2 separate regions of the Homo sapiens genome follow, and region 2 is linked to region 1. A link is a contact called in ENCODE Hi-C or POLR2A ChIA-PET data. All regions are on one chromosome and are shown on one strand. The core of a region is the stretch at or near the end of the contact, and the rest is flanking DNA. Distances in the headings are between cores, read along the strand shown. Region 1 holds the start of BARX2 (BARX homeobox 2). Region 2 has its middle 20 kb from the start of LINC01395.

Region 1 (6,611 bases), core at 1,753-4,252:
TTTTTTAATGCTGTAGTTTTCTTTCCATCCCAATTTTATGCACTTATTGTACATGCTGGTAACTTTTTAATTTTGAGGCCTTTTTTTTCTCTTAGTTTTCATTATTTTACCTGACACAGTTCACTTCTGTTACACGTCTTTAAATCTTAAATCAGCAAATGAAAGGCTGAGAAAGTTCAGTAACTTTAATTCCAATGTATGCCTTTCACTTGAACTTTTTATGCATTGCTTCCACCACCAGTGCTCAACATTTAGTTCCATCTAGCAAAAAAAAAAAAAAAAAAAAGAAAAAGAAAAGAAAAGAAGAAAATTACAGTGTCCTTTGGGATGCCAGCAACTTATTGTTGTTGTTTTTAATTAATAAGAAAAAAGATTACATTCATCTAATCAAAGATTTTTGTCCTGACCTTAACTGTTAAAAACAAAAATGCTTTGAAAGTATGGTATTTGCAAAACCCCTGAGAAGACACTAATGGGATTCCCATGATCTAATACATGTAAGGCTTTAACTGTAACTGTAAACCCACTGAAGGCTTATGATCTGAAAGTATGAACTATTGTAGCCAGTTTTTATGGGTTTAATTCCACCAGCAAATCCCAGTTTCTATATTTTAATTCTCAACTAGAGCAAAATAACGACACATTTTCAACTAACAATCCGAAAGAAGAAAGTACTGGAATAACGGAGCCAGAAAACCATTGCCAACAGCCACCCTCTACCACGAACCATCAGTGAACTTCGAAAAGCACAAGACTGAGCAACACTTAAGTCTGTGAAATACGTGCATTTCACTTATAACACTCACAAAACTACATATGAATCATTTTTTTTTCCTCTGATTTATTTCCCACACAAGGTTCAATAAAACACGACACTTACTCAGCCACCTCTGACTGAATGACTATTCTCTGCAGCTATTTATTACTCCTCTTCTGCCACGTTTTCTTCTATGATCCAATTCTGTGACTCCTATAAGCCAGGAAAAGCTGCCTTCAAGTCAACACAGCACAAAGTCACTGAAAATTCTGCCGGCACTAGGCTCTACCTAGGTGCTTAGAAGTTGTTCTGTTTTGTCCTGGGAATGTCCCATACGCAATGTTAATGACTGAAACAGATCCTCTCTTTTTCCTCGAAGGGAATTGAGTTATTATAACAAAGGATGATTTGTGCTCAAAACAATATTCAACTTATCACCCCTATTCAGTATGTATGTGTCCAAGGGTCCACAACCACCTATACACAAATGTAAAAATATCAGTTCTCAGGAGATCTATCTTGTTTCTAAAATTTCTTATTTGTTCCTTGTTTCATATATTTCTTGGTTTTAAAAATTCAGTATTACAAGGCTTGTTATGGGACATCAGGCCTAATTCTACCTTACAGACAAATTAACTTTAAAAAGGCATAACTGAATACAGTATACATTTTACAACCAAATACATGTAGGAACAATTTGGTTTTAAAAGAACTTCACTGTATGTATTTATCATATGTTTACTGATTGTCATATAGGGACTATCAATGGAACCAAGAGAAAATACAGGATTCCACGCATTGAGCATTAACAACTCAAATGTTCCAAAAAATATCTTCCAAAACTGTTGGCCCTTCATTTTTTCATTTTAAGTGTAATTTAATTTATCTCATGCCTCTCATGCAACTAACAATCTCAAAGGTTCTTTTGGTTTGGAAATACTTTATGCTTACCTTTAATGGAAAGCACACTCAATAACTTTTTTCTGATAAAAAGTGCTCCTACTTCTTTTTCGTTTTATTATACCCATGTTCCATAACCTAAATCCTAACAATGCCGAGATACTTTGAAACTTGGATCTTCTCTTAATGCATTCAAAATTTTAAAAGTACCTTGGATTTATTTTCGATAGAAACTCTACTACGTTTTCAATATATGTATTAAGTTCTCTTTATCTTTACTATTGCTCTTACCTCCCGTGAAGAGAGAAAACCAGGTGTGAGTAATGTTTTCATTGTTACCATTGCTGGTTTTGGTCACTTAAGACAAACGAGGGTGACCTTTTCGGCTTGACTTAAGACAAACGAGGGTGACCTTTTCGGCTTGTGCCACAAAGACAATGTACTTCAGAACTACTTTCTCAGAGGGCGATCATTGTAAGCAAAGCTCAGTGAATTCGAGATTTTGTTGAGAACCTCAGGATACTGATTTACTTGCAAAATTCACAGTGGAGACAGTAGGAGGCTGGACAAGTTAACTCAAGGTGAGATGCAAGGCCGCCAAGCTCAAGTTTGAAATTCACACACACCACCACTTCCTGAAACAACGATTTAGACGCTGAACCTGCTCAAGTGTTTGAACTTTCAGCAGGAAACGAGGAAGCGTTCTCCTCCGAGCAGGACAATCAGGCGTTGCGCGAGCAGCCCACTCCTAAGGCCCTGCCGCCTTTATTTCCACTCGTGCCATCCACACCTTGCGTGGTCCTTCCCGGCCACGTCGCAGATGCCTTTGCAATGCCCACCGCTTGCTGAGGCGCAGGAAAAGAATCCCTTAACTTAACCCTTCCTCTCGCCCTCGGATCGCAAAGCACAGGCCACCTACACGGACGTGAAAGCTACCGAACCCCACTTATCCCCTAGCGGAGCGTCTTACCCGTACAGGAATGCAGGGGCTTGGGTCGCACGACCAGCGACGGGCACACGGAGTAGAGGGAAAGTTTCTCAAAGTAATCGCAGGTCTCCTTGGAGAGGATCTCGTCGATCATGAAAGTCTTGTAGCGCCGCCTGGCTGCTTTGAGCTGGCCGGGCGAGCTCAGCCTCAGCTCGGCGTGGCAGTGCATGGTGAGCCGGCGCGAGCGTCCGCCGGCCCGAGCGCGGCTGCGAGTGCCCGGCCCGCTGGGGCCGCGGGGCTGGCGCGACGGCGGGGCCTGGGCCCCGCTCCCGGCAGCTGGGGAGGCGGCGGGGCTCGGGTGGCGCGCGGAGGAGAGCGGGTAGCGGGCGCGCCTGCCGCGCGTCTAGACCCACCCGCAGATCAGCATCTTCGCTGAGCCTTTTTGGGACAACGCAGCTGTCAATCAGCGCGAGCTTCCTGCAGGGCCGGGTGCGGAGTGTGTGCTGAGGGGCGTCCGCGCCCACCCCGCCCCCGCCCGCCCGTGCCACTCCGGCGCCGACCTGCGCGCCTAGTGCCCGGCGGCTCTCAGTCGCTGCCTCCCGCTCTGGTGTCTCGCGCTCCTCTGCCTGGCTCTCTATTTTAAGACGCTCGTTTTGGCTCTCCTCCCCCTCCCCCCCGGGACGCGCTCCAGGTGTGTGTGCAGGAGTGTGCGCGCGGTGCGGGGAGCGCGCACCGCCCCAGCCCGCGGCCAAGGCCCAGGCCGGTAGCTCCCCGGGGCAGTGTTCCCCATGAGCACCTTACTGCCTGTCCTGCCACCCGCCGGCCCGGCTCCCAGTGTCCGCAGCCCAGCGGGAGGGCACGTTCAGGTCTCTTACTAGAAAGAAGTCTAGTCCTCACTAGGCTCCCGGGACTTCGGGCCACAGAGCCAGTGCCCCCGAGGACCCACCGTGCCTTTCTCCTTCCCCGCGTGGACGGTTTCCCGAAGACCGCGGCTTCCCAAGCCCTCCACTCGCAGTCTCGCAGCCCGCGCTGAGCCTGCGCGCTCCGAGCGTAAGACTTTTGAGCTGAAGTTGCAAACTTGACTGCCCCAAGATCCCAAATCATAAATGACCCTGGCCCCGTCCGTTACCCTCATAAAAAACTGAGAAAAAAAAAAAGATAAGAAAAGAAAAACTAATAAAAGTGTGAGTTATCGCCGGGCGCGGTGGCTCAAGCCTGTAATCCCAACATTTGGGAGGCCGACGTGAGACGATAGCTTGAGGTCAGAGGTTCGAGACCAGCCTGGTCAATATAGGGAGACCCTGTCTTTACAAAAGAAAAATTAAAAACAGGCATGGTGGTGCACGCCTGTAGTCCCAGCTACTGGAGAGGTTGAGGCAAGAGGAAACCTGTAGTCCCAGCTATTGGAGAGGTTTAGGCAGGAGGAAATCTTGAGCCCAGGAGTTCGCGGCTGCAGTGAGCCGGGATCTCGTCACTGCACTCCAGCCTGGGCGACAAGAGCGAGATTCTGACTTTTTAAAAAAGTGTGCGGTTTTTTTTAAAACATTGTTTATAAAAACATTTTTTCCTCGTTGGAAAGGGTCAGAGCTGCACGATTCTAGGGAGCCGGCGGGCACTGGGGCAGCCTGTCCCATGCGGGCTTCTCCCAGCGCCCGAGTCTTCCGGCAAAGGGGCTTTCAATATCCGGATCCCTCGCGATACGACCGGGTTAGAGAGTCGCGAAGACAGGCGTTTATTGGGTGATTTGCCTTTTTCTTTCCAGGCTCTTAGTCTTAGGGTCTGTTCCAATCAAAATCTGTACGGACTTTAGTTGTTCATTGGAATTGCTGCGTAAAGGGGACCCCGCCGAGCCTCCGCGCCCGGGAAGCCTCCGGCAGCCTGAGTCGCGCCCGGTGTTCGGCGGGAACAGCCCAGTGCACGCCCGTTTCCACGACTTTATGTTGGAATGAGTGTGCATGGGGTTGGAAGGAAAACGCACGACAGGGACACTGAGAAGTATAGACGCGGATGGCCTTCCCTAGGGCCGAGTTTGGGGCCGGTGACATTTCCTCCCCGCTCCCAGCCTAGAAGCGTCCGCGAGTGCCGGCGGGCTCTCTGCGGAGCTGCTTGCCCAGGGGGCCCTGGTGGCCGCGGAAGCAAGTAAATGAGGGCGCCTGGGCCGGTGATTAAACTAGGAGGGAGGGACACGCCCAGAGGACTAATCATTAGGCTGTTAGAGAAAATAGATTTTTTCTTTTTTTTTTGAGACCGAGCCTCACTCTGTCGCCCAGGCTGGAGTGCAGTGGCGTGATCTCGCCTCATTGCAACCTCTGCCCCCCAGGTTCAAGCGATTCTCCTGCCTCAGTCTCCCGAGAAGCTGGGATTACAGGCGCCTGTCACCGCGCCCGGCTAACTTTTGTATTTTTTAGTAGAGACCAGGTTTCACCATCTTGGCCAGGCTGGTCTTGAACTCCTGACCTCGTGATTCACCCGCTTCGCCTCCCAAAGTGCTGGGATTACAGGCGTGAGAAAATAGATGTTAAGAGGCCAAGTCACAGCCTAGCATTAGACAAGGCCCGCAACGCGTCTTTGAGGAACTTCATTCCCGAAGTATTTGCAAACTGGCCTCCCCTCCCCTCCTCTCCATCTAGAATTGTTTTCTTTCATTCTCTTTCTCCATGCAGAGGCGGCTGCAGGGCAGGCGAGAACTGCTGCCAGGTGTCCGGGTGGCGCCGGGGGTCCTGCCGCCGGACTCTGGGGTCTACAGGCTGGCCCCAGGCGCGCCCCCTGCTTCCGCGGCGGGACCCTGAGGCTGGTCCGCGGTCAAAGCGCGGGACCCGGGACAGCTCACCGCTCAGCCCTGGCATCGCCGTCCGACGCCACGACGGAGGGGGTTCTCCCGGGCGCAAGCCGAGAGGGAAACCGCTGCGCCGAGTCGGGGCTGGGTCCCAGGGGCTCAGCGTTCGCTCCCGGGGCAATGCCGGGCGGGGAGCTTTAGGCGCCCCGAGGAAAGTGAGCCGCTGGTAGGCAGCCGCCAGTAAACTGAGTGCTTGCGGGCGATCTCACCCGCAGCGCCGACTACGAGGCGGGCTTGGAGCTGGGGACCAGCACCTGAGCGACAGCACCAGGACCCGACGCCCGACGAGGGGCCGAGCGCGTCGCGTCTATACTTTCTATCTGCCCGGCGTGTGCCCACAGAATGCGGCACTATTCGGGGCCCCGACTTTGCATTGCTCTTCTTTTCCTTAACCTCTTTTCTTCTCTCTGGTTCTTCCCCTTCCTTCCACCGCCACTGACTCCTCTCCTCTTCTTCCCTCCCACTTCTCCCTTCCCCGCATTGCTCCCCGCCCTTTGGGCCTCTCCTCCTCTGTCGAATTTCCCGCTTCTGTTTTCTCTCTTCTGCCCTCCCTTCTCCCCATCGTTCATCCTTGTTTTCTCTCTCTCTTTTTAACTTCCCTTCTCCTCCTCTCCTTCTTCCCTTTTTCCAAACCCGGGTCTGGACTCGCGTTCGCGTGTTCCTGGTCGCGGTGCTGCCCCTCGGAAGGCTGCAGGCGGCTCACGCGCAGGGACAGAGCCCAAGCCCGGGAGGGACCGGCCTCGCCTTGGCTGGCCGCGTCGCCCAGCGCTCTCACTCCTCTCCGCTTCCACTCGGCCACAGGCACAAAACTCACAAAATCCAGACACTCCCGCAGACGAGTTCTTTGATTTGAAATCTGCAGTGTTTTAATAGGTGAAGAAGTAAAAATTCCAATTCACCTCCTTGGATTTTCCATCTTTTCTATTTCGCGCTACAGAGGCAAGAAATCTCAGAAGGGGTCTGCGGGCACAAGTCCCCTGTGCAGTGGAGAGGGAGAGATGCCCGATCTTGGAGTCTAGAGCCTTGCGCTCTCTTTTGCTCCCTAAGCTGAGCCTCAGTTTTTTCATTTGTAAATGGTGACCACAAAACCTACTTCACAAGGATGGGCTTTCATAATCCATGCCTTTATACAAGTTTGTTCCCTTTCACTGGAATGCCCTTTACATCCTATCCCCTCCTTCTCTGCCCCA
Region 2 (6,611 bases), core at 1,418-3,917, 260 kb before region 1:
TGCTGCAAAAGAATTATTTCTGGAGTCAGAATCAAATCAACCTTTATAATCAGTCTAATGAGTCAGACCCACTGATATATATTAGTGGACCTGGCTTCTGTTCTAGGTCAGGAACTGAGAGCTCCTGACACTTTGTAATAGTGTAATAGGGGATAAAATGTCAGAAATTTCAGTGAAAATGGAGGTTAAGTTGTGCATTTTAAAAGCAATTTTTAGGTATAAGGTAGTAAGTAGCTAGTACTTATGTGCCAGCAGTTCAGAAAGCAAAACCCAATGGCCAATTATTCTTTGCTTTGTACATTTGGGGACTATAAGCAGACGGACACTAAGGAGCACACATCCCTGGATTTATTTCTCAAAACATATCGCACATTCCTAATTTTCCTCACAGATCTTTTTAAAGATTACTCTCAGAATGTGCCCAAAGAGTCCCTGAACAAATGCTATTCATTTTGGTAAATATAACAAAAATCATTAGAAGATATCAGCATTTTAAATAGCGATTATAATCCGGTGGTTGACTTCTGTATTGCCCTGTTCGGTATCTATATGTTTTGTAAAGGCTTACATTGACTTGTTTACAGATATACCATTTGCATTTAGCTAATTGTGACGTCTGTGGTCATTTTCTATAAAGAGGTTGGTCTTTAAGCTGTTGGTAATGAATGTGGCTTAGTTTCTACTGGAAAATCTGATTCAGCTTACATCATTTTGACTTATAGCACCTTTGCCAGGAATGAAATCTAAGAGTGCAAGACTGCCTTGTTTTTCCCCAGGTCTGCAGAGGCCTGTTGCTTTTAATGGGTTGTGTGTAGGACACAAGGATGTGACTCATCTATCCACTTAAGAGTCATAAAACAGTAATGCAGACAGCTCAGCGTCAGTCATAACGTTCATTGTATGCACCATACTGAATGGGCATTACCATTTAGTTTTTGTTATTTTACAGGAAAGTGGGCATTGGTACCCAGTGGACAAACAAAATATTTATTAAGCTTATTGTCATCAATGTCATTAATATAACTGTTTTCAGTGAGCGTAGAACAAGTGTGTGGAGCTATTTGTTGTCAACTGAACATCCCTGCCACCCCTTCTAATGTCTCCCTGCTCCATGGAAGAGAAATCAGGACTGTAGTTGTAATTTGCAGAATTCTCTTCTCTGTGAGGTTCAGGAGAGACCATCCAGGAAGACGCACTTGTATGAGGAAGGAGGAAGGCAAGGCCAGTATTCTCCAGTGGCAGTTGTAGGCACACGCATGGAGAGATGTAAGGTTCAAAGCAGCTTTCAGATGAACTTTTGGAGAATTGCCTTTTGTGCTACGAGAGGGGATAGATGTCTAGAGCATCTCTCGACTCACAAGTTTTGCAGTTTTCCAGGTGAGCTCCTGGGAATCGTGTGCTTCAGTGCTCCAAGCAGAGTGTTAACAATGGCCTCCTTGACCTTTGCTTCCCTAACAGTTGCAGAAGCTTCACTTTCTTGTCTAAAACTATTAATATTTGGAAGACACAGAGTGGCTTCTATTTTCCTGATAAAAACGTGGCTGATATAAGAAGTAATTATTTAAAAATTAATAAAAAATTAGAAAAGGTAGAATGCATAAATCATAGATTAAAATAAACTGCCAGTGGGCTATGGTTACTATAAAAATAAGATGGTCAAAGGCTGATCAAATGGAAGAATGAATAAATAAAAGTCATTCAAATAATCAATCAATTATAGAACAATCAATTAAATATATTAAATATTAAGTTTATGTAATTATAATTTATCTATTATGTACATATTATATTTAATCTGTAAATATATATGATATATATATAACAACTAGGAATCTAGATTCGGTATCACACGATTAGTACCAAGCATGAAGTGAGCACAGCAAGCAGGAAGTAAGGCCAGGATGAAAGAACACATCCCAGCTAGAAACAGGAAATTAGAAGTTTGATTCACTTATTTATTCATGCAACAAATATTTTTGAGCACTTTCTACCCCAAGTACTGTGCTAAATGGTGGAGGATGCAACAAGAACAAGATAAACGGGTAACTGCTCTTGAGGTGCTTATGCTCTACTTGGGAATATGGACAAGTGAATAGCCAACTGTCATTGAGTGTGATGCGTGTCATGATGAGAGAAGTACATCGTGTTGTAGGAACACCTAGAGGCAGGAAGTAGGGTGTGGGGTGGGGAGGAAAAAAGACTTCCTGAGAAAGTGGCTTCTAAGCTGAGACTTGAAGGATGAAAGGAGGTTAATGGTCAAGGTGCATGGGGTAGAGGAGATGGAGGTTGAAGAGGGAGCTCAGAGACTGTTCTGGTAGGCACCCCATTGTCAGGTGGTAGTGGTGGTAAACTCCACAGGCAATGGGGAGATATCGCAGGGTTTTAAGTAGCAGAATGATATGATCAGGTTTATGATTTCAAATGATGCCTCTGGCTGTAGGTTCAAGAATGGATTTCAGTGAGCAACGTGGATGTGGGGAGAACAACTAGAGAGTGTTGTAACAGTCCACATACGAGATGTCCATAACTTGGACATGGCAGTGGGGATGGAGAGAAGTTAGCAGATACAAGAAATGTTTAGTCGATGACTGACAGAGAGGTTAGAGAATGGGAGAAGTCAAGGATGACTCATTTCACATATACAGAAACTGAAGCTTAGAGGGATTGCATAGCTCACCTAAGGTCACATAGCCCGGAACAGTGAAGTTGGGATTCAAACCTCAATTCGGTCAACTCTAGAGCCTTCAACTTTACCTCTAAGCTCTGTAGTGTATGGACCAGAACAGGCCACGAAGCCTCAAGTTTTAAAAAATCATTAGGATGAGGTCCTTGTGTCACACAAGTTGACTGTTTTGTATTAATGTGACAGAGTGGTTCTGCTGGGCTCTCTTCATCTCTTGTCATATCTGTACTGTATTTTTTCTACTTGATTTAACTTATTTTCATAATTTTTCCCTGTGTGTGTGTGTAAATGTTGTTGTAACTAAAGGAAAATGGAGTGGGGAAAGAAGAAGATTTCTCCTTCTCACTAAAATTTTGGTTTCAAGCTAAAGTAAAAACAGAAGGCATTTCTCCTTTACTTTTTACAGTATGTATATCTGTAGCTGTGGAAGTTCTAGAGGGTAAAAGCCACAACCAGCTGTCACGTTTTGTTTGCCAAAATGACTAAGATAATGGGTAAGGCTGAGAAAGCTGTAAAATAATTATCCCATATTGCTCCTAAACACCCACCTTTTCTGTTACACTTGAGATCTGTTAAACAAGTCTGAAATAGTTGGAAACAAATACTGACATGTCCGTGATTGTAACTCCCGTCTATTTGTGGATGAATGTCAAGCCTCCCACTCCTGAACAAACCCCTGCGCTGAGCTCCAAACACCCGAGGACATCCCCGGCCAAGTAACCCGGGCTCCTTAAACTTTATGTGCTGTGACAATCTCAGCTGAGCTAAGGCCCCTCGCTACCATCCCTCTGGCTGTAGGATCAAGAATGGATTTCAAAAGAGCAACATTACCACTACTACTACTATTGCTACCACCCCCAGCCTTTTTTCCTGAAACCTGTACCAACCAAGTCAACAAAACCAGATGCTTAGGAGCTAGTCTAGATTCCTCTTTCTCTCCTATTCCTCACATCTCGTCAGCCAGTAAATCCTGGCGATCCTATCTCTTAAATACCTCTTTAGTTTTTTCTTCCCTCTTCATTTCCACTGTGGTTGTCTTAGTACTGGCCACTGCTTCCAAATTCCTGACGGATATTAATTTTTGTGATGCAGAAACAAGAAAATGGAATGCCCAGTAATTTGCAAACTCATAAATTATTCTATATTTAGTGTGACTTATTACTTACGTGTTTTTAAAATAATAAAAATTGGTCATAATCATAAATAATGAAGAGTTTTTCTGTAACAGGGTTATACTAAAAATTTGAGAGGCTTTCTGTAAAGAAAGAAAAAGAGATAATAATAAATGCTTTGCTACTATTGCTATGAACCGAAACACTATGACACAATTATATATTTCAATAATATGCAAAAATGGCCTCTACCTAATATACACATTTGATAATAGAAAACATTAGAAGAGAAAATAAACACAAAATCAATGCCAAGTAAAGATTATTAGTACATTGAGTGATAATACAACAAATATTAAATATTTTTAAAATTATCCTTAATAAAATTGTAAGACACATAGGCATGAATTTCACTGTCAAATAGTTTTGGACAATATTAGGACAAATATTGCAAATGTAGAAAAATATCTTTCATCTTGTGTTACATTAATTGAATTGATTGATTAAAGATGTGTTCAAAAGCATCTTCAAATTGGGAGTCAGGGAACATGTTGCTTCAAATAAGTTCATTTCCTTTTTTAGCAATGAAAATATTTTATCTGCTTATTCTGGTTTTCATTTGTCCATTGAAAAATATACTATTTTTGTTAATTCAGATTTTAGGTCAGTTTCGGGTGGCTTACTAGAACATTATATAACAACATTAATTTATTCTCTTCGTAGTTTTGTTGGGCGGTCAACATACTTGGAAAGAACTTCAGTGAATAGCAGATATTTAAACACTAGAAAATGCCAACAATTCGGGCAATACTCAAATAACATGACATTCATATCTTCTAACAAGGTTACCATCACCCCTGTGGATTTGCATGACAAAATTGTCCATTTAGGGATTTATTTTGCTTCCGAAACTTGTATTTCTTGACACACTGCTTATAGGACTTATATAACAGTTACTGAATGTATAATCTTATTAATATTTATTTTATTTGCAAGAGTAACTGATTACCAGCAGACAGGGCTACCAACACACACTGACTCCATGGCCACAGCCCTAAGAAAGACTGATTAGGCTGTGGCTGCTTCTGTCTTACATGCCTCTGCCCCGTTTCCAGATATGTCAACCTTAATACTTGTCTCTGTGGCTCAGGGTTCCTGTTCTTACTTTTGGCTTGATGTCATTGGGTTCCTTTGAGCCAGTAATGTTTCTTTGTTAATTGTTAAGCTCTAATTCTCACAGGAGAATTATAATACTTTCATGTTTCTGATTTCTTGACTGATTTTTCTAAAATTTGGAACTTAGAAAAACATATAAATTTCTTGAGAAATGTCAGGAAAGAAGTCCCGCATGGAAACAGTATTACAGACCCTGTAATGTCTTAGTCAAATAATCACTATATAATACTGGTCTCTGGCCTCTTGCCATGTCTCCTTTCAGTCTAACCCTCCCACTGCTTATTCTGTAAAATGGACGTGAACTTAACAAATTGTGTTATAATTTTAAAATATGCTTGCCTTTTCCACGAGACTGCACATTTCTTAAAAGCAGGAACTGAGTCTTAGCTCTTGATCTCCAATGTCTAGCAATGAATTGACGCATTTTAGGTTCTCAATATATGCATGATAAATTGAGATGAATTAAATTGAATTTATTTGAAATAGAAAGATAGTGAGGACTTCTGGTTTTGGAAACCTGGTAGATTGAGACAATACATCTCTTCCATGACAATTGCCTGGGAATTCTAGATAACATACAGTAAAAACTTTAAAAACAGAGTTGAATTCAGAAGAAAACAACAAAGAAGGCTTTAGGTAGCACAGATAAGCAAAGACCCTGACAGCTAGAGCCATAAGCACTGAAGTTGAAGTGCAGCTTGTGGGCCAGGGCAGGGCTTGTGGGGAGGGAGTCTGCAGGGATGATGCAGTTTCAGATCAGGAATTAAGCTGAGGTTTCTATAACCATCTAGGAAAATGTGTCATTGTGCTCTTCAGCTCAGTATTAAGAAATGCTAATGGAGGAACAGATATTTCATGCACAAAGAGAGCCCCCCTTCTCACTCTTCCCGTAGGTCTTTTGAACCTGTTCTCCCCCCAGTGATGCTGTGTTGAGGGCAGAGGTGCGCTCAACATTGAATGAGACCACATTCAGGCTGCAGTGATTGTGCCCTAAAGAGTTCAAGACATGATTGGAGGAAGCCCTGTTCTATGTTTTTGCTATTAAATTCTGAATGGTAAGCTTAACATGACCAGAAAACAAGTTATCATTCACATCTTGCATACACTGGATGAGCTTGCATTTTTGGTCATCACAAATGATACACAATTGCAACTTTTTTTTTTTTTTTTTTTTTTGAGACAGTCTTTCTCTGTCGCCCAGGCTGGAGTGCAGTGGCGCGATCTCGGCTCACTGCAAGCTCCGCCTCCCGGGTTCACGCCATTCTCCTGCCTCAGCCTCCCGTGTAGCTGGGACTACAGGCGCCCGCTACCATGCCCAGCTAATTTTTTTTTTTTAAGTAGAGATGGGATTTCACTGTGTTAGCCAGGATGGTCTTTGGTCTTGATCTCCTGACCTCGTGATCTGCCCATCCTGGCCTCCCAAAGTGCTGGGATTACAGGTGTGAGCCGCTGTGCCCAGCCCACAGTTGCAACTTTGAGAGTCATTGGAAGCCAATATTCATGGGCAGTATGATAAATGATGCAATGCCATGAGTAATGATGCAACCTGTGTTAACTGATAAATGGTTTTAGGGAACTGCAGAGGCAGGGAAATCTATGTTGTTTCAATGGAAACAGGTTCCAAGGAGTTATGCATATAT

Evidence for each region. Hi-C counts contacts between places; a loop is a spot of excess contacts on that map. ChIA-PET counts read pairs that join two places held with the same protein, here RNA polymerase II (POLR2A). Pooled maps may share reads with other maps.
Region 2: a loop to region 1 is called in a pooled map, with 7 times the contacts of the local background. The contact joins the enhancer-like site here to the promoter of BARX2 in region 1. A Hi-C loop is called at or near these places in 2 of 168 maps with a recorded cell type or tissue (PC-3 and PC-9) and 12 of 50 pooled maps. POLR2A ChIA-PET finds 5 or more read pairs at or near these places in 3 of 52 experiments (MCF 10A and activated naive CD4-positive, alpha-beta T cell).

Annotation. Positions count from the first base shown.
Region 1 is chr11:129,372,239-129,378,849 of GRCh38, reverse strand. It overlaps BARX2 (BARX homeobox 2), which reads right to left and starts at 3,002. Exons shown (of 4, transcript NM_003658.5): 1 at 2,628-3,002. The coding sequence starts at 2,814.
Region 2 is chr11:129,633,712-129,640,322 of GRCh38, reverse strand. No RefSeq gene overlaps it. Among named protein-coding and RNA genes, the nearest start is that of LINC01395, 20 kb to the right of the region's middle. RefSeq lists an enhancer at 1-1,143. Within about 2 kb of position 2,667, at least 3 of the 41 ENCODE cell types and tissues checked have a DNase peak (open chromatin) inside an H3K27ac peak, as active enhancers do; they include PC-3 and PC-9, where a contact is called at or near this core.